Regions from separate parts of the Homo sapiens genome. Here all the other regions are linked to region 2. The links are chromatin loops, found by intact Hi-C in ENCODE. Cell type or tissue: natural killer cell. All regions are shown on one strand. Region 1 holds the start of MIR4777 (microRNA 4777). Region 2 holds the start of LOC124907997 (a long non-coding RNA gene). Region 3 overlaps ARMC9 (armadillo repeat containing 9). Region 4 overlaps ARMC9 (armadillo repeat containing 9).

What was found. Peaks named below come from ENCODE experiments on the same cell type or tissue, not always from the same donor. Only the 100,000 strongest peaks of a DNase experiment are listed, where the experiment ranks them.
Region 1: a loop joins it to region 2, with 4 times the contacts of the local background. A loop is called at or near these places in 4 of 110 quality-filtered maps.
Region 3: it touches region 2 in a loop (8-fold over the local background); 71 of 110 quality-filtered maps call a loop at or near these places.
Region 4: it touches region 2 in a loop (4-fold over the local background); 15 of 110 quality-filtered maps call a loop at or near these places.

Annotation. Positions count from the first base shown.
Region 1 is chr2:231,359,093-231,367,092 of GRCh38, reverse strand. ARMC9 (armadillo repeat containing 9) reads right to left here. Exons shown (of 25, transcript NM_001352754.2): 23 at 6,210-6,339. It overlaps MIR4777 (microRNA 4777), which reads right to left and starts at 4,385; the gene lies at 4,300-4,385. RefSeq lists an enhancer at 5,781-6,424 and a silencer at 6,302-6,596. In natural killer cell, a CTCF peak has its summit at 4,663; a DNase peak (open chromatin) is centred at 4,692; H3K27ac peaks cover 2,003 bases.
Region 2 is chr2:231,408,791-231,416,790 of GRCh38, reverse strand. LOC124907997 (a long non-coding RNA gene) reads right to left here and starts at 4,495. Exons shown (of 2, transcript XR_007088118.1): 1 at 3,866-4,495; 2 at 2,327-2,815. RefSeq lists enhancers at 1,558-2,317, 2,318-3,078, 5,173-5,777, 5,778-6,383 and a silencer at 4,289-4,628. In natural killer cell, CTCF peaks have their summits at 4,040, 4,242 and 6,168; DNase peaks (open chromatin) are centred at 4,290 and 6,388; H3K4me3 peaks cover 251 bases; H3K27me3 peaks cover 644 bases.
Region 3 is chr2:231,293,992-231,301,991 of GRCh38, reverse strand. It overlaps ARMC9 (armadillo repeat containing 9), which reads right to left. Exons shown (of 25, transcript NM_001352754.2): 19 at 5,739-5,794. Among named protein-coding and RNA genes, the nearest start is that of MIR4777, 65 kb to the left of the region's middle. In natural killer cell, CTCF peaks have their summits at 4,580 and 4,779 (motif pointing left); a DNase peak (open chromatin) is centred at 4,781.
Region 4 is chr2:231,242,331-231,250,330 of GRCh38, reverse strand. The region is part of intron 9 of ARMC9 (armadillo repeat containing 9); the gene reads right to left. Among named protein-coding and RNA genes, the nearest start is that of ARMC9, 48 kb to the right of the region's middle. RefSeq lists an enhancer at 3,118-3,836. In natural killer cell, no CTCF peak of the experiment used is centred here; a DNase peak (open chromatin) is centred at 4,440.

The DNA.
Region 1 (8,000 bases), 50 kb after region 2:
GGATCACGAGGTCATGAGATCGAGACCATCCTGGCTAACATGGTGAAACCCCATCTCTACTAAAAACACAAAAAATTAGCCAGGCGTGGTGGCGGGCGCCTGTAGTCCCAGCTACTCGGGAGGCTGAGGCAGGAGAATGGCGTGAACCCGGGAGGCAGAGGTTGCAGTGAGCCGAGATTGCGCCACTGCACTCTAGCCTGGGCGACAGAGCGAGACTCCGTCTCAAAAAAAAAAATTTGTTTGGTTTTGTTTTGAGACAGAGTCTCGCTCTATCACCAGGCTGGAGTGCAGTGGCATGATCTTGGGTCACTGCAACCTCCGCCTCATGGGTTCAAGCAATTCTCCTGCCTCAGCCTCCCGAGTAGCTGGGACTACAGGCACCCGCCACCATGCCCGGCTAATTTTTGTATTTTTAGTAGAGACGGGTTTTCACCATGTTGGCCAGGATGGTCTCGATCTCCTGACCTCGTGATCCACCCACCTCGGCCTCCCAAAGTGCTGGGATTACAGGCGTGAGCCACCGCAGCTGGCCCAATTTTTAAAATTTTATTATTTTTTTAGAGGTGGGGTTTTGCTAATGTTGCCCAGGCTGGCCTCACACTCCTGGCCTCAAGAGATCCTCCCACCTTGGCCTCCCACAGTGCCAGGATTATAAGCATAAGCCACCGTGCCTGGCCCGTAATGGTTATTTTTATGTGTCAATTTGGCTGGGCCATGGTGCCCAGATATTCGGTCAAATATTATTCTAGATGTTTCTGTGAAGTTCTTTTTTGGACAAGATGAACATTTAAATCAGTGGACTCTGAGTGAGGCAGATCACCCTCCGTAACATGAGTGCCCCCATCCAGTCAGCTGAAGGCCATAATAGAAAAAGACTGATATTCCCTGAGCAAGAAGGGGTTCTGCCAACTGATGGCCTTTGGACTTGAACGGCAACTCTCCCCTGACTCTCCAGCCTGCTGGTCTACCCCATCAGATTCTGCGCTTGCCAAGCCTCTCCAATCACATGAGCCAATTCCCTAAAATCAGCCTCTCTGTTTCCCTGGAGAGTCCTAACTAATACACCTTAAGCCTGTCCCCCTCTCCCTAGGACATGACTGTGAGGGGTGGGAATGAGCCTCCTCAGACCGGGGCTCCCTCTGCCTGGCCCCTCCCACTGGCACTGGAGAAAATAGCTGAGGCAGGAGAATCGCTTGAACCCGGGAGGCAGAGGTTGCAGTGAGCCAAGATCGTGCCACTGCACTCCAGCCTGGGTGACAGAGCGAGACTGTGTCTCAAAAAAAAAGAAAAAGAAACGACACATGAAGCCCCAGGAGGCCGAGGAGCTTGAGACGTGTCGCCAAGTGTGTGCCCATGGCATGGGAGCTGTGTGTGCGGCTGGGTCCTATCTGCTGTGTGTGCGGCTGGTTCCCATCTGCTGTGTGTGCGGCTGGTTCCTATCTGCCTTTATCTGCTGTATTCTGTTCTGGCCCGTTTCCCCACCTCTGCCCCTTTCTGGGTTTTCTTATAATCCAGATGAAATGTCCGCAGCAATAACTGAGAGCCGGTTATGAACCCTCTGGGCAGAGTCGCCTAGGGGCCCTGAATGCTTTTCTTTGGGCTTAATGCAAACAGAAGGGACACAGGATCCTCTGCTGGGTGATGCTTAGCAGCCGGATTATGACTCAGCAGCATTGCAAACACAGGGAAAGACTCAGCATCTCCCGAGGCATTTTATGGCTCTTCCCTCCCAACACAATGTTCCTATTGATACGCTGAGATCATATAAGGGCCAGGCTGCTCTAATAAACAATCGCCTACCTTGCAGAGCACCTCCCAACTTTCCCGTATATCACCCTTTACATTTTTTCCAGGACTCAGTCCCATGCGTTTCTGCGGCACGTGACTTCCCCTATGTCATAGGTGACTGCCGTCCTGGACTTCCTTTCCACATGGTTTCTCTGCTCTGCCCTAATCTGGCCTCATCTCAGGCCAGACCAGCGCCATTTCCTGGCCCTGGCTCCTGGCTGCCTCCAGGCTGCTGAGCTCACCATGCTGGGAGGATGGAGGGCCCTGAGGCCACCAGGGGCTCAGCTGACACTTACCAACAGCCGTCCACCCCACCTCCCACTGCATCCTTCCTAGAGCAGCTGGAGCATCCAATGATAGGGGCCCAGCCTCCTAGGTCAACACAGGCACTGCCTGAAGCAGCCCCCAAGGTGGTCAGGGTGCCTCACGGGGTGGGCTCTGCCAGGCCAAGGGGCAGCTCCCTGATGCTCTGCCGAGGGCCACTTTCTTTCTTTCTTTTTTTTTTTTGAAATGAAATCTTGCCCTGTTGTCCAGGCTGGAGTGCAATGGTGTGATCTCGGCTCACTGCAACCTCCACCTCCTGGGTTCAAATGATTCTCCTGCCTCAGCTTCCCGAGTAGCTGGGATTACAGGCATGCACCACCATGCCCGGCTAATTTTTGTATTTTTAGTAAAGACAGGGTTTCACCATGTTGGTCAGGCTGGTCTCAAACTCCTGGACCTCAGGTGATCCGCCCGCCTCGGCCTCCCAAAGTGCTGGGATTCCAGGCATGAGCATGTGTTGTTTCTTTAGCTGGATGCATGAATGTGCCATTGGGAGCTGCTGTCCATCCTCAGGGACAAACGTGAGGGGAAAGGCATACATGTAGACATATGTACAATCTCTTCTCATTTTAAAAAAGTCACAGCACTTGCAAAAGAATCACTTCTCATCTGTGGCAGGACAAGATTTTTGACATTTGCTTCTGATCCTGTCCTGGGCCTGAGTGCGAGGAGCTCCTCAGACAGAGCCACCTCCCTCACCTGTCCTCAGGCCACGTGGAGGTGAACTTCCAGGCACAAGCACCCCACACCTGGCTGGGGCTGCTCTTCTGGAGTGGCAGGGCCATGCTGAGAAGGACTGACAGGTGACAGTCAAGGCAGCCCTGCCATCACCTTCCTGCACATTCCGGGGTGCAACTCAGCCTCTGTGGTCTGGACTGACATACTTCTTGGGATGCACTTTGGCTCTTCGCAGGATAAATGCATTTGTTTCTTAATAAATACATCTTTAAAGCTGGTCAACATTCGTTTTATCCTGCTACTTAATCTAAGGAGTCTAAGAAGCTGACAAAGGAAAAGGAAAATTTCACCATGGGGGTTGGGGGAAGGCACCATGATTGTAGGGTCTGGGCTTTTTTTTTTTTTTTTTTTTTTTTTTTGAGACGGAGTCTTACTCTGTCGTCCAGGCTGGAGTGCAGTGGTGCGATCTCGGCTCACTGCAACCTCTGCTTCCCAGTTCAAGCGATTCTCCTGCCTCAGCCTCCCAAGTAGCTGGGACTACAAGCACGTGCCACCACGCCCAGCTAATTTTTGTATTTTTAGTAGAGACGGGGTTTCTCCATGTTGGCCAGGATGATCTTGATCTCTTGACCTCGTTGTCCGCCCGCCTTGGCCTCCCAAAGTGCTGGGATTACAGGCGTGAGCCACTGCGCCAGGCAGGTCTAGACTTTTATTCTCTAGCCTCCGAGAAAGTAATTTTACAGCAAGACAGTTGCTGGAAGTCACTGGCACAGAGCTTGAGTGGCCATTATCCTTAAAACACCTGAAAGCCGGGCTAAGTAAACAGTGCCATCATTCAGTCTACCACTGACCCAGACCTCTGCCCCAAGGGCTTCCTGGGCTAAGTAACAGTGCCATCATTCAGTCTACCACTGACCCCAGACCTCTGCCCCAAGGGCTTCCTGCCCATCCACCAATTCTTCTTCTGGGTATGAGACCTCACCTGAAAGAGCAAGAGAACAGAGCTCGGGGAAGTTGAGGGGACAAACGTTCCCCACCAAAGCCACATAGAGAACCACTCTTTCTCCCTTTCTCCTACTTGTTCATCAACAAGTACTCTAACCACCTAGGCCAGGTGCAGAAGCACAGCACAGATGCCCTGCACTCCTGGCACTCTGTGCACACTCCTGCATGCCCTGCATTCCCTGCACTCCTTGCACACTCCCTGCAGCCCTGCACTTCCTGAATACCTTGCACACTGTGCACACTCCCTGCAGCCCTGCATTCCCCGTATACCCAGCAGGCCCTGCACGCTCTCTGTGCCCTGCACACTGCGCTTGTCTCTGAGGCAGTGAGAGGCAGCCACATGACAACACAGTGGGGTCTCCGCCCCGTGGAGGGACTGTGGCTTCTGTGAGCCTGGCAGAAGGGCGTGACCCGCACTTTGGGGTCAGGCAGGAGGAAGGGATGCTTCAGTGAGACCTGAATTGGGGCTGAAGTCAGCCTGACAAGAGATGGCCACTTGTGATTTAGAATATTACAGCATTCTAGATGAGGTATACCATATACATATGAGGTATATATATATCTCTCATCTAGAATGCCGAAATATTCTAGATGACGTTGCCAGTGAGGGAGGAAGAGGAAGATGGAACAACTTGTACTTCTCCCTCCTTCCATCCTCTTCTTCCTCACACTGAACTCCCAGGCTTAAAATAAGAGCTGGCTTCAGTGACTGACACCAAGGGGAGGGCACCTCTGGGTTGGACCCTGAGGGGTCTTTGTGCTCAGTAGAATCTTGGGGGGCCAGCTAGGCAACGCTGCTTGATGTAATGAGGTCCCTCAGGGTCGGCTGCCTACCTACTGTGAAAACAGTTATTTCTGGGGAGAGAGGGCTGTCCCCAGTGGAGAGCCTCAGAAATGAACTCAGCATTTGCAGGAAGTAAAAAGAAGTGGCCTATACCGGAAGCGTAGGTTTGGCCTGGCTGAACCGCAGGGGAGGATCCAGTCTGGACTGGGGGCATGAGATAGCTCTAGCCCACTCCTCAGAGGTCTCTCATTTTGAGTCCCCATTTCAGGGGGATGCTGAGAGCCTGAGAACCCCTGGTCTAGCTGACAAGCTCCTCTTCAGCCACAGAAAGAGGGGAGGAGGCCCAGGTAGGGGAGGTAGGTCCCTGGGTCCCCAGGCAGGTTGGCAGTGGAACTGGAGGAGTCCAGAGGCTTGGCCCCTCCCCCAGTAATGCAGCCACCTTTGACCCCGTGCTTCTTAAAGATAGCTGGGACTGCCCCCACCCTTCCCTAGCCCAGGTCTTGAAGTCCTTCCCATCCTTCCCACAGTTCCGATTTCGGCTTCTAGCCCATCCCACCCAAGGAAGCTCAGCACACTTGTCTGCGCCCCCTTTCTCTTACATCCTCCTCCTGTCTGCCACTCCCCATTGATTTCTCTTCCTGCCTCTTTCTCTCTCCGATTTTCTCCACCAGTGGGTGCAGGTTCTGCTCAGTCTTCCTGCCTGTCCTCTCCGGGGGCCCCCAGAACTAAGCTGAGCCTGCTCCAGCCCCATATTTTACCGCAGGAGGTTGGCTTCCTTCATGGCCAGGAGGAAGTGGTGAGGGGCAGCTGGCATGCCTGGTGGTCAGGGACAGGCAGGGTCTGAGACCCAGGCCAGGCCCCTCTCCCTGAGCAGGTTTCTCCAGATCCAAAAGAAAGAGCTGGCGAGATTGGAAAGGTCCTTTCTAGACCCTAAAGAACCCCTAATAACCCACAGGGCCAGTCTGTGCTCACGTGGCACAGTGGAAGAGAGGACACTATTTTTTTTTTTCTTCTGCTCGGGGGTCCAGTTTTTTCTTTTCTTTTTTTTTTTTTAGTTTTTTGATTTTTTTTTTTTTTTTGAGACAGGGTCTCACTATGTTGCCCAGGCTAGTTTCAAACTCCTGGGCTCAAGCAATCCTCCTGCCTCAGCCTCCCAAAGTGTTGGGATTACAGGCGTGCGCCACCACGCCCCAGCCTGGAGGCCCAGTTTCTGTTTCAGGAAGTGACCTCTGAGCCAAACCATTTACTCACCTCCTTCTCCATCTTTCTGCCCTACAGCCCACTTCCTCCAAATGCAAAAAGCTGACAGGACACTGTCCCTAAGTCACCCCATCACCCAGCCCTGGACAAGTCCGCCTGGCAGTTTTGAAAACTAGTCCCATGGGCATGCTTCTGAGTGCTGTGTCCTTCCCGTCTGACTGATGGCTCTCAGGCAGCACAGCCCTCCGAGGTGGTCAGGAGTGGCGGCTGCACTCCGCTGGGAATCTTGACACTGCTCCTTAGCCTCCCCTGTCAGAGGCTGGGCCTCAGAGGAGCCTTCCAGGTCTCCTGGGTGCTCTGCATCCGGCGTGGGGCGCCCACTCCCAGAGCTCCGAGAGTCAGGTTCGAGGCCTTGTGATATCCCCCTTACCTGGTGGTCACTCCATTGCCTGGGTCCTGGGGCGCCTCCCTTGGCTGGCGGGGGGTCCCCGTGGGGGCTGGGCGAGGCTCTTCCTGGCGTCCTCTTGGGAGCCACTCTCCTGGCTTGGCGATGATGGCTGCTGGGGAGGAGGAGAGAAAGTTCAGTCCACATCTGCTCTGGAGCCCCTCTAAGGATGCCCTCTCGTGGGCTGGGTTGGAAAGCCAAGAAAAGCACGCACCCCAGGCCAGGCCCTGCGGGCTCCCTGGCGCCTGTGGCTTGGGATACTTGTTTACTCGTGCAGCCCGGGAACTTGCCAGGTAGCGGGGGATGGCAGGCACACTGCTGGTGGTGACAGGCACAGCCCAGGGAGGTTCAGATCACCCTGGCCGCTCAGCCTTCCTGGCACCCCTCAGCCTCTGGAAAGCCCTCAGAACAACAAATTGTCTCCCTGGGCCATGGCTAGGCGCCCCCAGACAGAATGTGGAGGCCCATTTGCTTATCTGAAACTCAAATGTAACTGGGTGGTGTGTAGTTTTATTTGCTAAAACCAACAACCTGAGAGGTAGGGTGCTCCTCACCGAGCAGCCCAAGGCTCCTTAATGCTGAACCACTCGGTACACCCAGGGTGGCCAGGAAGTGCCCTAACTCCCAGTGACTTGTGCTGTAGCTGATGCCCACCCAGAACCAGGCCACCCGGGACACGCAGGAGCCCTTCACGGGGAAGCAGACGGAGAATCCCAGATAGCATCATAGCATACGGAGGGCTCCCCAAGGGCCTGGGAACAGATGTTCCTGCATCTCAGATGCCACGCACCCCTTCCCCCACCCCGCCTCTCCTCTTCTCCTACAGCTGAAGGGGTCCATGTCACTGCTGCAGCGACACTGTGACAGAGGCTGCATCCGTGACTCCCTTAGGCCAAGCTCCTCTCAGCTCTTTCATTTTAGCAGCTCCTCTGTGGCTTTGCAATGTGATCTGTTTAATCTTAAATATAAAGGGATCTTCCCTGCAGGTTTCCCTGTAGCAAGGGGCTTTGACTTCCAGATAATTCTCTTTTGACCCAAACGAGAATCTATTTCTGATACCAGAACCCAGCGGGTGGCACTGGGCGGTCTCCACCTGGATCTGGGTCTAGAAATAGAGCTTCAGGACAGGAGGCACATGCTCAGTGTGCTTAGAATAAGGCCAGGAGAAAAAGCGTAGGTGTACAAGAGAATACTTGAGTGAAGTCACACCGAATTGCTGGGCTACACGCAGGGGAACCCCATTACAACGTGTGGAGTCACAAAGCTGTGCCCACGCCAGGCAAGTCCTCTAGGACCAGGACCAGGAGCTTCCCAGGGGGTGTGAGCGTAGGGGACGGGGTGGTCATAAAAAAGGAGGAACTGAGCTGGAGTGTCCCAAGACCATGAGGTGGTCTTGGTTCAACTGTCCCCTTCTCCTCTCCTACTTCCTCCAGCACAGGCCACACTGAAGACTTTCAGAGGTCCCACCAAGAACAAGAGACCAGCTGAGCACGGTGGCTCACGCCTGTAATCCCACCACTTTGGGAGGCTGGGGCAGGCAGATCACTTGAGGCCAGGAGTTTGAGACCAGCCTGGCCAACATGGTAAAACCCTGTCTCTACTAAAAATACAAAAATTAGCCGGGTATGGTAACACATGCCTGTAATCCCAGCTACTCAGGAGGCTGAGGCAGGGGAATCACTTGAACCCCGGGAGGCGGAGTTTGCAGTGAGCCAAGATCGCACCACTGCACTCCAGCCTGGGTGAGAGAGCGAGACTCCATCTCAAAAAAAAAAA
Region 2 (8,000 bases):
GGACGTTGCAGTGAGCCAAGATCACACCACTGCACTCCAGCTTGGGTGACAGAGCAAGACTCCGTCTCAAAAAAAAATAAATAAATAAAGTTCTTTTCTGGCCCAGCGTGCTGGCTCGTGCCTGTAGTCTCAGCACTTTGGGAGGCTGAGGTGGACAGATGAATTGAGCTCAGGAGACTGAGACCAGCCTGGGCAACATCGCAAAACCCTATCTCTACCGAAAATATAAAAATTAGCTAGGCCTGGAGGGCGTGCCTATAGTCCCAGCCACTGGGGAGGCTGAGGTGGGAGGAGCTCTTCAGCCTGGAAGGCAGAGGTTGCAGTGAGCCAAGATGGTGCCACTGCACTCCAGCCTGGGCAATGGAGTGAGACCCTGTTTCAAAAAAATAAATAAATAAAAATAAAATTCTTCTCGTGCAATGTTGAGTTGAAACATTAGTTCACTTGTTTTTATTTTTATTTTTACAATAATGAATGCATTTATAGTTGTTAAATTGGGCAATGTTCAGCAGCTACAGCCTTAAGCCCAAGGCCTGACACGTAACACCCCTTGAAGTCAAAATGAGGTAAACTGACATTATTCCCTTAAATATAATTATGTGGTCTTCCCGATTTCAAAACAATGAACCATTATAGTTTTTACTTTCTCTTTGACTCAACAGTTATTTAAGAAACAGGCTAGGATTTTTGTCATTGTTCTTGTTTGGTTTAATTTTGTGGGTAATTTCTGATTTACCGTATATTGTGGACATAGAGTTTGGCCTGTTTAATTTCTGCCTTGGGGGATAGTTGATGTTGTCTTTCCTTCTAATACACATACATGGTAAAGGTTTCATATGCAAAAAGAAGATACAAGCTGTGTGTGGTACAGAATTTGATACAGATCTTTGATTCAAACTACTCATGGTATTGTTTGGGTCTTTGATGTCTTTGGTTTATTTTCATTTTTATTTTTTTTGAGAGAGTCTTGCTCTGTTGTCCAGGCCAGGCTGGAGTGCAGTGGTGGAATCTAGGCTCACTGCAACCTCTGCCTCCCGGGTTCAAGAGATTCTTCTGCCTTAGCCTCCCAAGGAGCTGGGATTACAGGTGCATGCCACCACACCCGGATAACTTTTGTATTTTCAGTAGAGATGGGGTTTCACCACGTTGGTCAGGTTTGTCTTGAACTCCTGGCCTTAAGTGATCCACCCACTTGGCTTCCCAAAGTGCTGGGATTACAGGCGTGAGCCACCCTGTCTGGCCTGATGTCTCTGATTTTGGTAAGTTAAATCTCTTCTAGGTTGTTAAATAGTATGTTAAAGACTCACTATATTTGTGTTTCTGGCAATATCTCTTTGTACTGCCAACATTTTTCTTTTTTTCTGAGTGTTTAGGTTTTTTCTTTTTAACACAACATCCATTTATTTTGCCACAGTCCCACAGGTCAGGAGACCAGTACAGCATGGCTAGGTTCTCTGTCCAGCTGCATCCCTCCCCTGGAATTTAGGGTCCTCTTCCAAGCTCATTTCTATTACTGGCAGAATTCAGTATGAAGTTCCCATTTCCTTGCTGGCTGCCAGCCAGGGGCTGCTGTTAGCTTCTAGAATTTGCTATCATTCCTTGCCACCTTGTCCCTCAGTCTTCAGGTCAACAATGGCATGTGAATTCTGCTTCTAGTCTGACTTCTCCTTCTGCCACCAGTGGGAGAAAGCTCTCTGCTTTTAAGGTCTCATGGGATTAGATGAGGCTCACCCAGAATATTTCCCTATTTTAAGGCTAATTGTGCCATGTAACCTAAGCTAATTACAGAGGTGACATCTCATCATGTGCACAGACGGGTTCCAGGGAGCCAGGCAGGACATCTCTGGGGTGCTGGATTTACTGTGCTGCACACTAGAGAAGGTACATTTTTATCAGACACCCTCTATTTTCTTTTTCTTTTTTTTTTTTTTTTTTTGTTTTTGAGATGGAGTCTCACTCTGTGGCCCAGGCTGGAGTGCAGTGGCGTGATGCCGGCTCACTGCAACCTCTACCTCCCGGATTCAAGCAATTCTCATGCCTCAGCCTCCCGAGTAACTGGGATTACAGGGATGTGCCACCATGCTGGGCTCATTTTTTCTATTTTTAGTAGAGACAGGGTTTCACCAAGTTGGCCAGGTTGGTCTTGAATTCCTGACCTCAAGTGGTCCACCCACCTCGGCCTCCCAAAATGCTGCGATTATAGGCATGAGCCACCGCGCCCAGACCCACCTCTATTTTCTAAGTGCTAAACAACATGGCTCCAAAGCATAACTGAAAAGCAGGTTAGTTGCTCATCGCATGCAGAGTCCAATGAACAAGCGCGAGGTCTGGTGTAAGAAAAGTGAATGTATTCCAAAGGTAGCTTGGGGAAGGGACACAACGCGTCCTGCCTTTACATGTGCTGCTTCACCTTTGGAGCAGTAACATGGACACTTTTATAAGGTCGGGGGTGAGCAAGTATGCAAGGCAGGCGTTCCCCTGTTGCCCCGTATCTTATCTACTGGATAATTGAGTTGGTGCCTTCCCAGGCAGAAATAACTTGTAAAAGTGGCCAAGCGGGAATGCTTTCGACATACCCTCCTGGAGGATGAAGGTCACTTCCAGTTTGCAGAGCAGAAGTTCTAAGGTCACCCCATGGAGGTAAAAGTTCCGTGGCAGGTACGCTTCAGTCTGGAAATCAACTGTCAGCAAATCGACTGTCAGCTCTCAAGGAAAAGATCTGTCTTGGAGCCGTTGAAGAAATTGCCCTGAAGGGAATTACCCTGAAGGGAATGTCTAGGGGGAGGTGAACGGTTACATTTGCATTTCTGAAGGGCTGAGTAGGAAACGGGAAGGAGGGAAAGGGGAGAGAATAGAAAATAATAATTAAAAAAAAAGTAATTCATTCCGTTTTTCTTAGAAAAAATGGGAGCATTTGGTTACAAAAATACATAAAATCTAGCAAGAAACATTCGACTAGGTCTGCGGGAGCTGAGCTATCTGAGCTGAGCCTGGCCTCCCCATCAGCGCTTAGCAAATTGCAGGTGGTCTTAACAAATTGCAGGCAGTCATGGTGGACAGGCAGCTGTTTCCAGACTTGCCTCCATCCTCCAGACCCTAGCACGTGTCTGAGTGGTGGCTAACATGCAGCTTTTGCAGTCAGGCCACCTGAGAGCAATCTCAACCTGCCCCTTTCCAGCTAGGCAGCTCCAGTATGGGGAGTGGCTGTTTTATATTTCTGTCCTGCATCAGCCCCTGAGGCAGGCATCCCTGTACTTTCACTTCTGTGAGCCCACACATCTCCTTGCTGGTCGCAACCAGTTCGAGCAGACTTTCTTTTTTCCTTTTCTTTCCTTCTTTTTATTATTATTATTTTTTTTGAGACAGGGTCTCATTCTGTCACCCAGGCTGGAGTGCATGGGCACTGTAACCTCAACCTCCCAGGATCCTCCCATCTCAGCTCCCCTCCGCAACCCTCAGTGGCTGGGACTACAGGTGCTCATGCCACCATGCCTGGCTGATTTTTGTACTTTTTTGTAGAGGTGGTGTTTCACCATGTTGCCAGGCTGGTCTCAAACTCCTGAGCTCAAGCGATCTGCCCATCTAGGCCTCTTAAAGTGCTGGGGTTACAGGTGCGAGCCACCAAGCCCAACTGAGCAGAATCTCATGTCACTTGAAACCAAACATATCCTTACCATCGTTGGCTTTATATATTAAGATTTTATGAAAAAATGATTATTGTGTCATTTGTCTATGAGATCAGATACTAAACAATTAGAACAGCAAACTGTATCCTGCTATCCAAGGCCTTAGTTCTGACCTCACCAGGCCTCTGAGGGTGGGCCCCCAGTAGGGATTTTTGAGGTCCTGAAGGGGCTGCACTCACCTCCCTGGCCGGTGAAACAAGATCATTTCTCCTTCCCTGGTAGAGGCCCCTAAGGTGGCCCTGAGGGTCTCGAAGCCCCCTCACTCCCTCCGAGGCTGTCGGGATCTCGCACATTTCTCCTAAGCCTCAGGCCTGAGCTTGGTGGAAAGGCTCACGGAGGAAAGTCTTCCTTACACAGATGAGCCAGAGAAAGGAACGAGCAGCCCCTGGAATCTCAGTGCCAGGAAGCAGTTCCTGTTAACAGCTTGGTGTGGCGCTTTCCAGCTTAAATCCGCATAAAAAAGATGCCTTGGGGTACAAGTAATGGAGTTCCAGATTTCACACAACCTGCTCAAATCGTGCAGTCTCCCATCCACCTCAGCGTCACGATGCCCCCGGCGGTCAGTTGGGGGCGCTCCCTGCCCTCTTCTGGGATTGCCAGGGCGGGGACTCACCCAGCCCTCCAGCCCGGCCAGCCCCTTGCTCCTCGCGGGGCCCCGCCCCGACCCGCGGCCCTGCAGCCGGCACTGGGAGGTCTACGCCGCCTTACCCCACGCCTCGCGCAGCTCCGCGGGCTGGTCTCGAGGGGAGATGCCCTCGCTCGGGGCGCGCACCGGGTGGCGCCGAGATGCCCACCTCCTCCGCAGGCCCCCGGGATCCATCGGATGCCACCCCCACCACACACACAGGGCTCCCCCACCCTCGACAGCCGAACGCGTTGTCCCCTGCACAGCCCAGGCGGGTTCCGCGAGGGGCTCTGGGTCGCACCGCGCCCCGGGACGCCCGCGCCCACCCAGCAGCTCCTGGCTGCCCGGCGACGAGGAGCCGCGGGGGGCAGGCGGAGCCCGAGGGGGGCAGCTTCGCCATGGGTGAGGGCAGGGATTCCACGCATTCCTGTGGGATTCGGCCGCACCGAGGAAAAACAAAGCCAAGGTGATTTGTGATAGGTCACAGGCTGCACGGCAGGGTCAGTCAATCCCAGCCCAGGCCGGTAGTTCCCAACTTGAGTCACCTGGGAGCGATAAAAAATGCCTGGGCTCGCGCCCCACCCACTCACTCATTCGGATTCATTCTGTCTGGTTGCGATCTGGACTAGATATTTTCTCAAATTCCCGGGGGGCAAAACCCTCTAAAAGGATTGAGCTCTAAGCTTTGGCTCACTTTGGAAGGGTCTTCAGTGAGTATACAATGTATTCCAAGATTCAAGTTTTGTTTTAGAAATATAAGCAAAAATTGCATTCTGTTCGATAATGTATCTGTGTTCATTTTCACATAAAGGCAATTGGTAAAAGACAATTTTCAGAAAAAGGTAGATTCATGACCCTTGTTCAGAAATAAAAAATGAGCATGTATTAAAGATTTATTTTACTCATAAAAAGGACAAGGTAGATGTTATATCTGGTTCAAAGGAGACATCAAAAAGCACAAATTTATATGGAGTGAAGGAATTGAATTGCAAACAGCGGCAAACTGGTTTTTCCACCGTGGGGGTGTTGGTGGGGGGTGGAAGAGAAGTCAATGGAAGCTTCACCTGACAAGACAGTTTGCAAAGCCCTCAGTACTTGCAACTTAAAAAGAGGTGCAAAATAGCTCAAAGACCGTGAATGGGGCTGGAAGCAGACAGGTCTGGCTGTGCTTTAGATAATGTATAGTGTTTCACTGGAACAGAAAAGTTTTTCTTCACAATAGCTTAAATAACTCTCTGGAAACATTTATTTCTTACAGCCCTAATAACGCTGGGCTCCCCCAACCATCACAGTTTCAATCGCTCATTGGACATAACATTTTCCTCCTTTTAGACAGAAACAACAAACACAGATATTTGTGACTAAGTTACTGCTAAGGAAAAAGGATGGGAGGCTGGAGGCTCTTGGGAGACAGTAGAGTATGGGGGTTAGGTGTGCAGGGCACAGAGTTCAAATCGTGCCTGTCACACAATAGCCGTGGGATCCTTCTCTTAGAGCCCTCCATTTCTTACTTTGAACATGGTGTATAACAGGATTCCAGAAGCTTCCCCCTGCTCCTTCTCAGTTTAGGTGCACAGAATAAGTCACCTAGGAACAGCTTTCTTTGTTAAGAGTAGGATTCTTTGAGTGGTCTCCTTTAGTTATGTAAATGTGGCTGAGTAGGCACCCATTACCCTGGGGGAAGAGTGGAACTGGACTTTTTGAGGACTGACAAAGGCTACCCCTTTTCAAGGCCCCTTGGAATGCACAGCCAGTTGCCGGGGAGGAGGGAACCATTTTGCAAAGCCAGGGCCTTTGAGGAGGAAAGAGTTAAGACCCTGGGACCAACTAAAATCTACTGTCTAAAAAGTTGCTTCACCAGGCCAGAGAGAACCTGAGTCTGTGGGATTCCCCCACAGACTGTGTAGCTGACTGGGGGGCCACAGGACCCAGCACCCCTGGCATGCTGCTGCTCTCTGGGGAAAGGTCGTTGAGCTTGTGAGGGTGACTGAGAGAAGGGTAACTTTGTTTTGGAAGCATAGGCCCCACCGCAGCCTGTGCAGTGAAGGTAGCCAAGCCTCAGAAGCCACAGGACTGTGCAGGCCCGCTGTTCCACAGCGCCCCTGTGTGGAGAGAGAGGGAACAACTGGAGATGACTGCTCAGACTTTCCAGAGAACCCTCTCTTTGGAGGAGGGAAATCCCTGAGGTTCTTGGACAATTTGAGAGTGGGTTCCAAGAGGCTGATATTGGATTTTTCTGCCAATAATGGTACATGAGGGATTTGAGCAATCAATGAGAAAAATTAAAAAGTAACCATATTTGTACCCTGAGTTAAAGTCATATTGACTACACGTTAAATGTTTACCAGGGTGCCTGGCATATGAAATGTGCTCCATAAAATGTCAGTTGTTATCATTACCAGGAAGCAAAACTAAATGCCTGATTTTCCAGAGTGGGGCCCCACTGGAGCTGGCCAGAATGGGCCAAAGTGCGCCAGAGGGAGGGGTGGAGGTGCCTCAAAACTGCCCTCTGCTCCCTCAGGCTGCCGTGAACCCCTGCTCTTTGTCCCTTTGTGCTCAGGATAAAGTTAAAGTACTCCTGAACCTAGAAGACCTGAGAAACTGCCCTGCCTGCCTCCCAGCCTCCCACCCCTTCTCTCACCCCAGGTCCAGCCCCGAGAGGAGCTCCTTTCCGCTTCAGAATGCATCCACCCTGCTCCCAGCAGCCCTTGGTATATGTGGTTCCCTCTGCCTCATCCTTCAGGGGCAGCTGAACCCATAACCGTCTCTGGGCCTCCACCTGGGCCTGGGTCCTGTGGCCTGTACACCTCCATTTTCTGGGTGTCCCTGGGCTGCCCTCTCCCATGCTGAACTGTGAGCCCCAATCCCCTCTCTGCAGCCCAGAGCAGGACCTGGCTTCTGAGGATGAGGAGGGGCAAATAGGGCTGGCATCACAGTCGCAGGCCTCCCTCAGAAGCTCCCAGCACTTGGTTTAATGCTCAATGCTCTGCTGTGGCAATCTTAAATTCTTTTTTTTTTTTTTTTTTTTTTTGAGACAGTGTCTCGCTCTGTCACCCAGGCTGGAGTGCAGTGATGCGATCACAGCTCACTGCAGCCTCGACCTCCTGGGCTCAAGGGATCCTCCCACCTCAGCATCCCGAGGCAATCTCTGGCAACCTTGGCCCCAGACAGGTGCGTGCCACCACTCTGAGGTAATTTTAAAATTTTTTAAGAAAAAAATTAGCCAGGCGTGGTGGTGGGTGCCTGTAGTCCCAGCTACTCGGGAGGCTGAGGCAGCAGAATGGCGCGAACCTGGGAAGCAGAGCTTGCAGTGAGCTGAGATCGCACCACTGCACTCCAGCCTGGGCGACAGAATGAGACCTCTGTCTCAAAAAAAAAAAATTTTTTTTTTTGTAGAGACAGGGGTCTCTCTATGTTGCCCAGGCTGGTCCCAAATTCCTGGGCTCAAGCCATCCTCCCACCTCAGCCTCCCAAAGTGTTGGGATTACAGGCGTGAGCCTGACCTTTAAAATTCTTAATACCTTTTTAAAACCAGGGTCCTGTAATTTCATTTTGCACTGGGCTCTGCAAATTATGCAGCCGGCTGGCCAAGAGAGAACTGTGGGAAGACCTGTGCTGAGGAGGGAGAAATAGCAGTGTAGCAGGATGAGTCGCAGACAAAACTCCTCAGACACCAGATTAAAGAAGGA
Region 3 (8,000 bases), 110 kb after region 2:
TTAACTTTTTTTTTTTGAGATGGAGTCTTGCTCTGCCCAGGCTGGAGTGCAGCGGCGTGATGTTGGATCACTGCAACCTCCACCTCCCGGGTTCAAATGATTCTTGCGCCTCAGACTACCGAGTAGCTTGGATTACAGGTGTGCACCACCACGCCCAGCTGATTTTTGTATTTTTAGTAGAGACAGGGTTTCACCATGTTGGCCAGGGTGGTCTTGAACTCCTGGCCTCAGGTGATGTGCCTGTTTTGGCCTCTCAAATTGCTGGGATTCAGGCGTGAGCCACCACATCCCGCCTCAATCTTTAACTTAAAAAAAATTTTAAAAAAGATTTGTGGCAAAAGAGATTAGAAAAAATATATCTTTAAAACATTTGTAATGATGGTGAAAAGGGTTTGGAAAGAAGCACAACTGAAAAAAACAGAAAGGATATGAAATTGGAAATGTACAATGTAGCAAATCCAAATCCAGATTGGCAAAAACATTAAAAAAAAATAGAGTAACAGCACCTATTGCTAGTGGAGATGGAGGGAAGAGGCTCCTTCATGTTCTCCTAGTGAAATCTGAATTATTAACAGCCTTTGAAAAGAGCAATCTGGAAAAATCTATTATTAAAAAAATACTTTTTCATCCAGCAGCAAGAGCCCATATAAATAAAAGCCCTGGTAAATAAGGATATTTTTACAAAGATTTTACTACAGCATTGTTTGAAATAGCAAAAAATCTAGAAAATTATACATTCATAGCATTAAAAAGTATCAACTTGCTACACTGCCTAACTCAGAAGGACTTTCAAGAAACATTAACAAGAGAAAAAGGCAACATGGTGTAGAAGTATGTGTATTTCTATCTCTATGTTATCTCATTTTGAAAAACAAATACTGACAAAAGTATATATGGATCTGTGTGTAGTACATACCTCCGTGTACTCTGTGTGTGCATCTTTTAAGTATGAAAGCGCATGCACACACTAGATCACTAACATGGGTTTCTTGGGGGGGTTGATGTGAGTGCAGTGGAGAGGCAAAGGATAAAGCTTATGCTTGTGCTGTCTCCCCCAGAGGATGCCACCCCTGCTGGCCACACCCTTCCCTTCCTCAACTCATCTCACTTCCTCTTTACCCCACGCCAGCCATCTCCCAGTATTCCTGGAGTACTTGGAATTTCTGTGGCACTTCCTGTGTCTATCACCTTTATGAATCTGTGATCACATATTTATTTTCTGTTATTTGCTATTTTGCATTCATGTATGTCTCACAAGAAGGTAATATAGGGCAGTGGTTAGGAGCATGGACCACTGAGTCAGACCACCTGGATTTGAATCCCAGCCCCATCACAGTTACTTATTAGCTGTGTGAACTTGGCAAGTGACCTATTTTCTCTCTGTCTCTTCATCTGTGAAATGTGAATAAAAATAGCACCTACCACAGGGCTGCTAAGAAGAGGAGATGACTGAACACCCATAAGGCGCCTAGAACAGTGCCTGGCACCCGGCACTGCCAGCAGGCGGGAGCTGCTGTTGTCAGAATCACTGTGATCTTCCCTATCTAGGCTGGAAATTCTTGGAGGTATTTTAAACCACAGATACTCTTTTAGATTTCTTTTGCATCCCTTCCCCATTAGTTCCTACAATAGTGTTATTTCGAGGCCCTCAAATATTTGTTGAGTAAATATATGAGCAACTCTTAGATCTGAGCACTTTGTATAGAAGGAAATTGCTGAGCATACGATTGGCACTTACATGGCAACCAGCAAGTAAATGTCCACGGCTGACCTCACCTGGCACTTAAACCTATTTTGTCAAGAGGCGAGAATATTTGTCTTAAAATCAGTCTTCTAGAATAGCACAGGAAGGTCTTGCATTTCTACTTAAGGAAGCCATACAAGGAAACTGGCTGTGATATATAGTAAGGAAACCTGAGTCACTGGGGGTGAGAACAACGGAACCAGGCTCCTAAGCTTAGTGATTTACCAACAGCCCTTTTGTAACATATTACGTCTGTTTCATATAAAATAAATGCATCAGGTAACACATTTCTCTGAAGTGCTAAATGAGATGCATTTGAATCCTTAAATAACAGCTGTCATTGTCCATTCCCTGGGGTGTATTGTCCAAGCTGATCTAATGATGGTTTTGTTTCTCTGGAGGTTTAAATGGGTCTGGGGCTTTGTGGGCCAAGAAAGTATAAGTGGTTTAGAAAACAATGAAAACACCCATATTTTCAATGCCATCCTGTAGACTCTTCCTGCCTTGAATGTTCCAGCTCTCCCTCTCGGCTGGAGCTACTCCATCAGCATTTTAACATGCTCAGGTTTCTCTCATCTTAAAACAAACAAAAATGCCCCCTTCAGCCACTATTGCTCTTCTGTGCACAGCCAGACTGGGCGAGGAGCAGCATACACTTCTTAAGCCATTTTCTCACTTCCCACCTGGCCCTCAATCCATTCATTTCGCTTTTGCTCCATCAACCCACAAAAATGCACAGCAACTGACTTCCACGCCACTAAACCCCGTGTCCTAGTCTCACTTCTCTCTCTTGAGGAGCCTCAGGGCCTCTCTGCATTTTTCACCCAAACTTCCTTATTCCTATTCCCCCCTTGCAGTTTATAATGTCAGCAAAGAGGGCGTACATGTCCACACCTTTCCGCTACATAGGCACATACATAATCCATAGCCCTGTGTCTTTATACATTTGCTTTTTCCGAAATTATTGGTCAAATTACTTTATGATTTCCTTTTTCTATTTGACATTATATCCTAGACAGTCTATAAATCAGAAGATGCATTTCTAGCTCTACCTTTATTTTTTTTAAAATTTTAGTATATAAACGTATGTATATTCAGACATAACTTTGTTAGGTTAGCACATTAGATCAAGTCATTATAAATTACAGAGAAAAACGAGACTTTGCATCAGGGGTTCTCTTGAGAGTTTCCAGTGAAGCAGGGATAGCAGTGGTGGAAGTTGTGAGCGCACAGATTTCAGCTCAATGTGATTTAGAGTGAGCATAATTTACCCTGGTCTCAGGCCCCATCCCACTACAGCCCCCCACTTTTTTTGAGATGGGGTCTTGCTTTGTTGCCTAGGCTGGAGTGCACTGGCAGGATCTTAGCTCACTGCAGCCTCCGCCTCCCAGGTTCAGGTGATTCTCGTGCCTCAGCTTCCCTAGTAGCTGGGATTACAGGCGCACGCCACCATGAACCAGCTAATTTTTGTATTTTTAGTAGAGATGGGGTTTCACCATGTGGGCCAGGCTGGTCTCAAGTGATCCGCCCACCTCGGCCTCCCAAAGTGTTGAGATTGCAGGTGTGAGCCACCGTGCCTGGCCCCATTAGAACCATTTTATCTTTAGAGTTGCTAAGCAGCTAACTGAAAACAGTGGTTTCATTTTTCTGTGTTTTGGGTCTAAATATTAAATGAAAGAACATTTACACTGCTAAGCAAGATAAGGTATGACTCCAACACCTTGCAAATAATTTTGCTGTCTCCTTCAGAGCTGTCACCTTGGGAAGTGATAACCACATTCCAACAACAGTGCTACTTCTCAAAGGATTCTTAGAAATTTTCTTTAGCCTAAGATCTGTCACTCTCTTTTTTCCCTCCAACTTTGAAAGACAGTTATAAACGTAATGCTAGCCTCCGGTGAAAGCTGAGTAAAATCCAGGCAAGACCGGCTGTGCCCGGACTGCCCCGGCTGGCACCGGTGATGCGCAGTGAGGCTTACCTGGGAGAAGGAGCCCCCATCTGCTGCCCGGGGTTCATCACAGAGTCCCATTTGGCCCAAATGACAGATCTTTTCCTTATAATTTTCCAACTAAACCTCTTCTAGAAATCTTCTGAAAATTCTAGTTATCACAAGTATTTTCAAACATCAACCTCTTAAAAGAGTAGCAAAAGTCCAGAAAATTATAAGACTTCTGTATTTGTTCATTTACAGTAGACAATTGCTTTCAGAATGAAATTTCCAGAAATTGAGTTCTCATCATTAACTAGAACAGTTGAACAAAATGAATTTTCCCTTATAAGATAAAAACAGGATTTATAGCAAAAACAAAGCAAAATGAAAAACCAAAGCAAACCGAAAAACCCAAAGGGATGATACAAGAAGGGAAGAAAACAGATCTCGAGACAAACTTTAGGACACAATGAAAAAAAGTTGTTAAAAACAAATAATTAAATATTAATTTAAACTATCATTTAGAATGATATTGAAGGGCCAGGCACAAAGGTGGTGACTCATTATAATCAAGAGAAGGCTGCCCAAGTCCGGGAACTGCCTAGGGGCTGGCAAACAATGGCCCACGAGTCAGGTGCCTGCTTTCCTATGCTCGCCAGCTAAGAATGATTTTTGTGTTTTTAAGTATTTGAAAGAATATTTAATGACATGCAAAAATTGTATGAAATTCAAATTTTTAGCGTCCATAAATAGTTTTACAGGAACACAGCCACGTTCAGCCACTTATGTACTGCTGACAGCCACCGTGTTACAATGGCAGAATTGAGTGGTTGGAACAGAGACTGTGTGGCCTGCAAGCCCTAAAATAGTTCCTATCTTTTCCTTTACACAAAGTGTCTGCCGACTCCTGTTCTAAACCCAATTTTACCACCATCAACTCTCTGTGTGAGCTCAAGCTGGTGTTTTTCCCTCTGCCTCCACCTTTGTAAACAAAGGGGCCTGGAGAAGATGATAGGGGCCAGGACCCCTATCTGGAGGTCAAGCTCTGCACTGCTGGACAAGGCAGGAAGAGCCAGCAGGAGCACGTACCCGCTGATGCCACCTGCAGCCTGTGAAGAAAACGGCAGCCACAGAGGCCGCCTGCTGAGGAAGCATCTCCCAGCAGATCTTAGCAGATCCTCTCTGGCAGGGGCTCTTAAATACCTCTTTCCCAACTGATGCCATCAGTGATCAAAAACCTGGCTTTTACACATTTTACAAGCTGATAGGCCACGACTCCAAACAAAAAAACATCCTCTGACATCCACTTTTTCAGTGAATGCTCCCCCCAAAATAGATGAAAATGTTCCAGCATTCACTGCAGGAGTAACTGCTCCCTGCAAATGAAGGCAGGCAAATCAAGGATGACCAGAGGGGACAACAGGTCTTTTCTTCCTAGGTATCTGAAGGAAAACCATGTAAAATCTTGTCATCTGAAAATCCAACTACAGTCCCTGAGTCACCATTCTTTACATCATTTCAGAGACTCGCATACATTAACTTCTAAACCTTCATGCTCTAAAACACCAGGCAAGTAGATTTTTCACAGCTGAGGAAACACAAGTCAAAAGAATGCAAATAACAGAGAAAACTGGTCAGTTCCGTTAGCTCTGAACTAAACCCAGGACCCCTCACGCCAGAGACTCTCGCCAGGCGCCTACACGCCCAGCACTCCCACCGGTGAGGAAGACAGGCCGAGGCTCGTGCCCCTTCAGAGCAAAAGCTCACACAGAAGAATGGTCATTGTTCAGCTTCCCATGAAACTCGAATGACATGCAATGCTGCGTCTCTGCTGTGAACCCAATGAGTGTGGGAGTCTTCAAACATGGCCGCTGGGCTCCCCACATGAGACCCCAAGTGAGACCCGAACCACCACCCAGCTGAGCTTTAGCCAACCCTCAGAATTGTGAGAAATAGTGTAGCAGGAATGAAAAATCTCCATTTCTGGACTAACTTGTCAAGGCAGGAAAGAGAGAATAGTTTGGTATGGGTTTTCTATGTGGTGTCAAGAACCTCCAACTTACTTCATCATCTTCATCTTCATCATCATCAGATTCAAGAACACCATCTGGTAGCTCTTCTATAAAGAAAAAAAGAATCAATGAATAATGGATAAACAGTGGGAGCCTTGGTCCACAGAATCTGTCAGCCTCTGCAGAGACATAAACACCTTAATGAGAATGAGGTTACATCAAAGTCATCATGCTCCTAACCATCCTAATCACAACCATTTCAGTCACTGTCTGAGATCATCCTAAGCAATTTTAAATAGTAAATCTCTCCATTTTTACCAGAACATGATTATAGTAGCATGGGGAAAATTAAAAGCCAGCATATAATTTTAGGGGAATTTAGGGAAAAGTAAGTAAATATTTATTTCAAGGCATCATGCTAGATTCTGCCATACCCGTTATTTCACTTAATCCTTACAAATATGTTGTTGACTATTATCCCCCATTTTACAGAGAGGCACAGAGAGGAAAGAGAGACTTCTTGGTCTCACTTCCAGTAAGTGGCAGGCAGCTGAGATTCAAGCCGAGTCTATCTCTAAACTCCATGATTTTTCCACGGGCGGTATGGGTGGTGGTCATGGCAGGTAGGGTTCCTGAAGGCTCTGTGGTTCATCGCTAGGTCTTTTTAAGAATTTACAAAAGAGCAGTAAGTTGGTAGCACAAAGGAGTTACAGAAAGAAAGAGCCCCGGCTTCCTCCTCTGTAGAATGGGGGTTGTACCAGCCACTTCTCAGGGTTGTCGGTAGGACCTCACAATACACCACAAGGGAAGCGCCCGGCTTAGGGCCAGGTAAGAAGCAGGCACTGCAGAGGTGTTGGTACTTTCTCCTCCACGAAGTCTTCCCTGATCCCCTTGCTCAGCAGCCATCTCTTCCTCCCCGAACACACTCAGCGTTTTATCTAGAACTCCTGACAGTTCACGCCACTTCTGGAAGATTGCTGCTTACTAATGAATGAATGCTTACTGACTCGTCTCTCACCCACTGCACTGAACTGTGAGTCCCTGGGGACAGAGCAGCTGACTTACTCCTCCCTCTATCCCTACTACATCTTTCTTATTATCACTTGTTTCTTGAACAAATGACATGAAGGTAAAGAAAGCCTGAAAGAAGAAAGGAAGTCAAATGGGAAGTAGGAGAAAAGAAGGAACTAAAGCCATACTTGAGGAGAGCACCCAGCTTGTAAAGTGGCAGGCAGGGTGCACCCACATTTGATCAAACACCAAACCATTCCCAGGAGGGAAGATGTAGAAACCCATGTTCTCAACCCAACGCTCGTTCTAAAGGGAAGGACTCCACTGACTTCACTGGACCGAGGCCAGTGGGACACCAAAGTGTCCCCCTGCTCACTGAGGCTTGCATGCCCCACGGGTCGCAGCACTGTTGTGGAATGCCATTTAGTCTAGAAAGCTACTGTGCAGGCATGAAGATGTGATGCCACTCTGCTTTCTGGCTGAAGTTTAATGACTAACTTCCCTATCCACCAACAGCATACACCATTCCACCTTCAGGAAGTGCTGCTGTACTCATCAGTTATAAACCGCTCATTTTCGAATACAGAAATGCCTTTTTTAAGACTCTTGGCTATTTTGTAAGGCCACAGACAGCCCAGCCACGCTTCTCTTTCTCTGCCTCCTCCTGCCCAGCTCCCCTTCTCCTGACCCCATAACCTCAAGGCCTGCTGGCTCAGACTCATCCCACTACCCAGAATAATCCTGTCCTGAGAAGTGAAGTGCCTTGTAGACCTCAGCTCCTTTCTGGGATGACTATCTCCCATCCTGTTCCCTGAGTTGGTCCACACTCCATGAGGTGCCCGCACTCCGATATCTAACACACGTGGGGCTAGAATGGCCAGTATCATTCCTTTCCCGGGGGCTCTGCCTTGCTCCTGCCCAGTGACCTGGCTGGTGCCCCTGTTGTCTCTCTGGTGCTGGTTCCCCTCCCTGAGGGCTGGCATTGTGGTCCAGGCCCAAGCCAGGGGACAAATCTCTCTGCTGTTGCTGTTGGCAGCTCACCCGGCGTTGTCAATGTCACCAGCTGGAATTTTCCTTTAGGCTTTGCCAGAATAGTCCTTCCCCACCTGTGGGGTTAGGTCGCTAAAATATACTTGAATTTTAATACTTGAAGACCTTAAAACTTTACTGGAAAAATTGTGCTAGAAGACTGTGATTGGACTTGGACGTGTGAAAACCCACAGAGATGTTTTCAAGTTTACTGAAATAGAACAAGGAAACCAATAATCTAAATAAAGATGGTGGCAATGCCATTTCACACAT
Region 4 (8,000 bases), 170 kb after region 2:
ACCAACCTACAGTGCAACAGACAGCCCTACAACAAAGACATCAACAATCACAAGCCCCAAACCATCCAACACAGTCAGAATCACCAATCACCAGTCAGAAAAATTTCCCTCACTGAGCTAACAATGGGTTCTGAACACGGGGTGGACTCCACCTGCTACGGAGGCTCTGACTCCAGCCCACTCCAGCCCAAGTGAGTGCTGTCTCATTTCTAGGATTTCAGGCTGAGAGCTCAGGGAAAGGCCTGGCAGGCCTGGGGCATCAGAAAAAGGACTGTGCTCCCAATCACAGTGGACCTGCAAATGCACGTGGTGGTCTCCCTCCCGTGGAGGTGTGCACGGGTGGGCGGTGGTCTCCCTCCCGTGGAGGTGTGCACGGGTGGGCGGTGGTCTCCCTCCCGTGGAGGTGTGCACGGGTGGGCGGTGGTCTCCCTCCCGTGGAGGTGTGCACGGGTGGGCGGTGGTCTCCCTCCCGTGGAGGTGTGCACGGGTGGGCGGTGGTCTCCCTCCCGTGGAGGTGTGCACGGGTGGGTGGTATGCTCCCATCTGAAGATGTCTGGGTCAAATGCAGGCGCAACCCTTTTTAGGATGCAGGTGAAGAACAGTGGAACAACTAATGTAGTAACCCATCAATTATTCACTGAGCACTTGCCCCGTGCCAGGCTCCCTTCTAGGTTCTCTGGAACCTTTGGGTAGGAAAAATAAATGCCTACCTAAGCCAAGCTGAAACAGCTGCATTTCTGCCCCCATCCATCCCTTCTCAGCCCCAGGAAGACCTGGGGCCTGCCTCCCAGAGCAGCTGCTCTCCCTAGCTGGTGTCAGGATGTGGGGAGGTGGGCAGTGGGGCCACACCAAGCCTGGGACAGCTCTTGGTGACTAGCAGGATGGGGACTTTCTAAGACAAACCAGCAGGAGGTGTAAGGTAAGGAAAGTGTTCCTGGGTCCGATCTAACTGGAGACTGACTGGACTCAGCAGGGGTAGCAGTTCTCCCGCGGGACTTCTCGGGAGTCTCCTGTGTACTGCTGTGCTGGGAATCTCACTGGATGGCAGTTCACAAGCTTATTAACTCCCAGGCTGTTTGGCTGTGGGGCAGGGAAATCCTGCGGGATGGGCATTTGCGGGCACAGGCTTTGGAAAACGCTGCTCTAAGTAGAGACAGCAGCAGGATGGGGCAGGGGTGCGCGGGCCAGTGAGGGGCAGAAAGTAAGTTTGGGGGCCAGACCCCAGGAGAGGCTACCAGTGAGCCCCTGAAGATGAGGCCATTTCTGCCAACCCCTTCTTCTCTCCCTACTCACCTGGACTAACAGAGCACTGTGGCTGGGCAGGCTGTGCAGGATGCACGTGGGTAAGGAATGTAGGGCCCCTTGAACTCAACAGAGGTTCAAATGCCCACAATGGAACCCTTGAGGCAATATCTCAGCCAGGGGACTGGGCAGGCGATGGAGGCCCAAGCCAGAGGCACATCCCCATCAGATGCGGAAGGGGCTGCTATGGCCAGCTTTTTTTTTTTTTTTTTTTTTTTTTTTGAGACAGAACCTCGTTCTGTTGCCCAGGCTGGAATGCAGCAGCATGATCTCGGCTAACTGCAACCTCCGCCTCCCGGGTTCAAGCGATTCTTCTGCCTCAGCCTCCTGAGTAGCTAGGATTATAGGTGTGCGCCACCACGCCTGGCTAATTTTTGTATTTTTAGTAGAGACGGGGTTTCACCATGTTGGTCAGGCTGGTCTCGAACTCCTGACCTCATGATCCGCCCGCCTCGGCCTCCCAAAGGCTGGGATTACACGTGTAAGCCACCACGTCCGGCCCTGCCAGCTTTTTAACGAGAAGGGGCACTTGCACGTTAAAAGAGATGAAAACCACTTCACCCTAAGGTGATAACGGTGTTGAGCAAGATAGTAATATGATCGGATGCCTGTAAGACACCTGAGTCCTTCCTGGAACATGAAGGGTACAAATAAACAAGACACAACCAGAAAGGCCACTTCAGATCCCATGTGACAAATAATCAGTAAGGTAAGAGCTTTAAGACCAGTTAGGAAATGTGACATTAAGCCAAGAGGGAACTATGGAGAGCCTGAACAAACACAAAAACAACAGCAATGTGGGCAGGGAGGGAGGAAGCTCTTGCAGATCCCATTACCAGGCAAAGGACAGAGAAAAACCTCAGACGCTTCCCAGGTGTTCCCTGGAGTGTCTTTCACTGAGACAGGAAATTCAGGAGGGGAGACCACCTGTGTGGAGGAAAAGTTGAGCCCGATTTGGACACAAATCTGGTGAAGCTGTCAGGCATTCATGGGGAGGCCAGAAGTCTGGGTTTGGAGCTCGAGAAAGGTCTCAGCTGATGGCTGGTCACAGCTCTAACTCACTGGTTGAGATATTAATACAAAGGTGCTTTATTTTTTGAGACAGAGTCTTGCTCTGTTGCCCAGGCTGGAGTGCAATGGCGTGATCTCAGTTCACTGCAACCTCTGCCTCCCAGGTTCAAGTGATTCTCGTGCCTCAGTCTCCCAAGTAGCTGGGATTACAGGTGTGTGCCACCACGCTCGGCTAATTTTTGTATTTTTAGTAGAGACGGGGTTTTGTCATGCTGGCCAGGCTGGTCTCAAACTCCTGACCTCAAGTAATCTGCCTGCCTCGGCCTCCCAAAGTGCTGGGATTACAGGCGTGAGCCACTGCACCCGGCCTACAAAGGTGTTAAACCCTCTCATCACCAGGTTGGTCTGGGTATGCAACAGGCATTGGTATACGAGGTATAGCAGGGTCAGGGGTGCTGGTTGGGAGACTCCTCAATACACAGGGCATTGCACCAAGGAAGATGGCCTGGACACATGGCAGCAATGTGGGGAAAGCGTAGGCATTTGCCAAGATGTAAGAAAATCACACTGGGGAGAAGGCAAGGGCTGAAGATGCTGAGCTTCAAGCCAGAGCCACAAGCCACATAGCAGGAAGCTGCTGACAAAGATGGCTGAGGTGGAAGCAGGTGCCTTATAAGAGCCACATGTCCTGGGTCTTTTTACATTTAATGCTATAGTCTCTATCACAAAATCAAAACCATTTTAATGCAAATTAAAATCAAAAGGTTGGGCATGTTGGCTCACGCTTATAATCCCAGCACTTTGGGAGGCCGAGGCAGGTGGATCACGAGGTCAAGAGATCGAGACCATCCTGGCTAACACGGTGAAACCTCGTCTCTACTAAAAATACAAAAAATTAGCAGGGCATGGTGGCGGGAGCCTGTAGTCCCAGCTACTCGGGAGGCTGAGGCAGGAGAATGGCATGAACCCGGGAGGCGGAGCTGGCAGTGAGCCAAGACCGTGCCACTGCACTCCAGCCTGGTGATGGAGCGAGACTCGGTCTTAAAAAAAAAAAAAAATTAGCCAAGTGTGGTGACATGTATCTGTAGTCCCAGCTGCTTGGGAGACTGAGGTGGGAGGAGCACCTGAGCCCAGGAGGTCGAAGCTGCAGTGAGCCTGGGCGACAAAGCAAGGCCTTGTCTCAAAAACAAAAACAAAAAAAGCTCTGTATGTGTTCGTGGGAATGTAAATTAGCCACTGTGAAAAGCAGTTTGGAGGTTTCTCAAGAACTTCAAACAGAACTACCATTTGACCCAGCAATTCTATACTGAAAGGAAAATAAATCGTTCTACCAAAAAGACACACGTACTCATATGTTCATGGCAGCACTATTCACAATAGCAAAGACATGGAATCAATCCGGGTGCCCATCAGCAGTGAACTGGATAAGGAAAATGTGGTACACATATACAATGGAATACTACGAAACCATAAAAAAGAACAAAAGCATGTCCTTTGTAGCAACATGGATGCAGCTGGAGGCCATCATCCTAAGCAAATTAACACAGGAAAAGAAAACCTAACACCACACGCTCTTACTTCTAAGTGGAAGCTAAACACTGAGCACTCAAGGACACAAAGATCAGAATAACAGATACTGGGAACTATTGGCGGGGGAGGGTAGGAGGGGCAAGGTTTGAAAAACTAACTCTCAGGATTATGCTCACTACCTGGGTGATGAGATCATCTGTATGCCAAATCCCAGTGACATGTAATTTACTCATGTAACAAACCTGCACATGTACCTGCTGAGCCTAAAATAAAAGCCAAATAAATAAAGTGTTTTGACTTTTATTTCCAATGGGGCCTTATCTGGAGTTGTTGAAGAAAAAGAGCATTAATTCTCAAATGGGCATCTTTCTAAATAAGGATGCATTTAAATGGAAACCTCCCCATCCAAGGAATCCAGAAACCCAGAGGTGCCACTAGGTCAGACTTGGGACTCATCCAGGGGGCAGGAGCTCGAATTTCTACCTTAGGAGTTGGCACCAGATTCTGTCTCCTGGTCAGCCTGCCTTCTACCCACTCCTGCTCTTAGGGCAGAGGCTTGGTGTGGGTGGAACAGGCTTGGTGTGGGTGGAACAGCCCCCTCTCGTGGCATACCTTTTCTCCAGTGTCTCTGCATTCACATTTGCCCAGGGGGAACAGGGGGTGAAGAAGAGAAAGACCAACCAAGGCACTTTCAACTGCTCTTGGCAGGGAAAATGCATACTACACCATTACAAACAGCAGAAAACAGAAAAGCCACCTAAATGTCTGATAGAGGAATGCCGTTCTCAAATTAGAACTCTAGAAGATAAAGAAAATATACACACAAGTAAAAGTTAATGATATATACTTCAAGGCTCTAGAAGGACGCATATGAAACACAGGCAACAGGTTCCCACGGGAGGGCAGGATGCGCTGAGCGAAGGGAGGGGATGGGTTTTCCTTCATTTACAGATAAAATGGTATACTTTCTAGCTAACATATTTGTGTAACGCTAGCCCTAACCCTAACACTAACCCCTTCTGCCCAGGGCTGACTTTCAATAGATCACAGCCAGGGAGCTGCTCTGCCATGGGTGAAACCCCGACAGCAGACTGTCATCCAGGAACAGCCTAGCACTGCGTTCCCTGCAAACGAACACACCCGCGTGACTTGCGTAATCTTAGAAAACAAAAAACTCAGCCTCTTGTGCCCTGAGGGATAACTTTCTCCCTTACTTCTTATCACTAAGTTGATGATAATATAAAATCTGATTTCTCCCATATCCCAGCAAGCCACAGGCTCTGATAAGGTAAGGACTACAGAAAGACAAATGGGTGGGAGCAGCAATACGCGGAGTCAAACTAAAAAGGCCACCTGGGACAGCTCTCGCCTCAAAGAAATGAATACCGTCCTTATAAACCCTCTGGGAGTGCCTAGACACCTGTGCCAGCTTCGATAACACGGGCAGCTTTCTGAACACAGCTACCTGGGTGTGAACTAGGTGAGGGCAGAACCTCACTTCTTTCCTCTTGTGGTGTTTCTACCGTGAGCTGCTCTGTCAGTGGGAGACTTCCTCTCCAGAGAGGCGGTGACTAACAGGACTTGTGAGGCTGGGGGCAGACCTGGGCATCACTGCCCTGCCTGTCCTCTTCTGCTTTGGGCAGAGCCCACCAGAGAAGACGTGTCAACTCCGCTCCTCCATGCCGCCCTCATGGTGGCCACAGCAATGGCAGCGGGCTAGGCTTGGCCAGAGCTGTCCAGGGCTGTGCAAGAATGCTTCCGTAATTCCCAGGCACAAGAGTAGGACCCCACCTGCCTGCAAACAAAATCCACATTCTCAGCCAGGTGTGGTGGCTCACACCTGTAATCCCAGCATTTTGGGAGGCCAAAGTGGGAGGACTGCTTGAGCCCAGGAGTTTGAGACCAGCCTGGGCAACATAGTGAGACCTCATCTCTACAAAAATAAAAAATAAAAATTAGCTGGGCATGGTGGTGCAGGCCCATAGTCCCAGCTATTCAGGAAGCTGAGGTGGGAGGACCACTTGATCCCAGGAGGTCAAGGCAGCAGAGGCCCTGATCGTGCCAATGCACTCCAGCCTGGGTAACAGAGCGAGACCCTGTCTCAAAAAAAAAAAAAAAAAAAAGATCCACATTCTCCAATATAAGCTTTGTCAGTACCAACAGTGATATTTTCAGCTCCTTTTTCCTTTACTCTTTTGTCCTATTTTTCAACCAGTTCAGAACTCAGGGGGAAAGAAGGGCTCGATTTAATGGGCCCTTTTGAATTTTTAACAGTGAGTAAGTTGGTAGAAGCCCAGATTCTTGTTAACTGCCAGATATAAAAACCAGTATCAAGTGTACCAAACTTTATAGACATCAACGGTTTTGTGAAAGGGCCCAGCCCAAGCTCCTTTACAGAATGTAATTAGCAGTAACACTCAAGCTCAACAGAGCACCTGACGGCGAGCTGACCCAAGACCGCTCTATGAAGGACGCTGATCTGTGCCACGTACTTATTTTGAAATTGATGGCCTTCTGTTGGGCCCTAGAGTAGAATTTATCCCTTTAAAAAAATCAGCAAAAAAGCAAGCAATCTTCTTCTCCTTCCAAATCCTAAATCCTATCAGTCCAGTCACTGGACATTGCATCTAAACTGTTTCTTAATTTCCTTCTTCACACATTGTAAATCTGAACTCGAGACACATATCATAAATCAACTTTATATATGCATGTCTAGTCAACAACAATACTCTCTTATACTTTGACAATGACCCCCCATACGCTTTTTATCATCTTGTTAAAGAAATCGGCTAGAAACAGTAAAAGGCTTTTGCAGCTTTTATTGCGTGTTCCTAAGCCAATGATTCAGTAGAAGGAGAATGGTTATCACTAAGCTAAACATAACTCATCCTCCCTCCTCTGGTTTCCAGTGGTTAGACAAAGTCTGTATTTTGCTGCTAACATAACAGTCGGGGTGGTAGGACTGTCTCCTGACAGATGGTATTGATAACTTCTTGTGGGATAACCAGCTGTGTTGTACCCCTGCTCCTTTTTAAACCGTGCTTAATAACATGTCATCAGTTTTTTCTTTCTTTTGAGACAGGCTCTCACTCTGTCACCCAGGCTGGAGTGCAGTGGTGCGATCTCCTCTTGCTGTAGCCTCAACCTCCTGGGCTCAAGTGATCCTCCCACCTCAGGCTCCTGAGTAGCTGGGGCTACAGCCACGCACCACCAAGCCCAACTAATTTTTTTTTTTTTTTTTGAGACGGAGTCTTGCTCTGTCACCCAGGCTGGAGTGCAGTGGCGTGATCTCAGCTCACTGCAAGCTCCGCCTCCCGGGTTCATGCCATTCTTCTGCCTCAGCCTCCCAAGTAGCTGGGACTACAGGTGCCCGCAACCATGCCCAGCTAATTTTTTTGTATTTTTAGTAGAGACAGGGTTTCACCATGTTAGCCAGGATGGTCTCGATCTCCTGACCTTGTCATCTGCCCGCCTCGGCCTCCCAAAGTGCTGGGATTACAGGCGTGAGCCACCACGCCTGGCCTAATTTTTGTATTTTTTGTGGAGATGGGTTTTCACCATGTTGCCCAGACTGGCCTCGAACTCCTGGGCTCAAGCAATCTGCCTGCCTTGGACTACCAGTGTTGGGATTACAGGTGTGCGCCACCATGCCTGACCAACATCAGTTTTAAATAAACTGGATACATCACTCCTCCTATAGAAGATGGGAATGTAAGGATGGCTGGTATATATAAGATATAATGGGATTTTATAAACTGAACCTAGAAAACACTAAGTCTTTGATGAATTAACAAATAAATGGGAAGGAGGAAGAAAGGAGTGCTCCTAGTAGACAGACCCTGTCATGCTAATTGCTATGAGAAAGCCACAGTTTTGGTAAGCACACTCTGCTTCCTAACTGTCCGAATGTTAACTGGACAGTGGACAGAGGGTCAGCCATATTCTCGGGGATGTGGCTTCAAGTCCTTCTTCTGAGGGGCTCATGAGGAAGTTACTTTTCTAAGACTTGCATATCCAATGGTGACTTTACTGACCTTTTAAAAATGGCTGATTCTCTAAGATTTTGGCACACTAAAATCACTGTGGCCATGTCCCAAAGACTCCGCTTCTACCATCTGTCTGTCCACGTGTGTGGAACAGCTGACAGCCAGCCATTC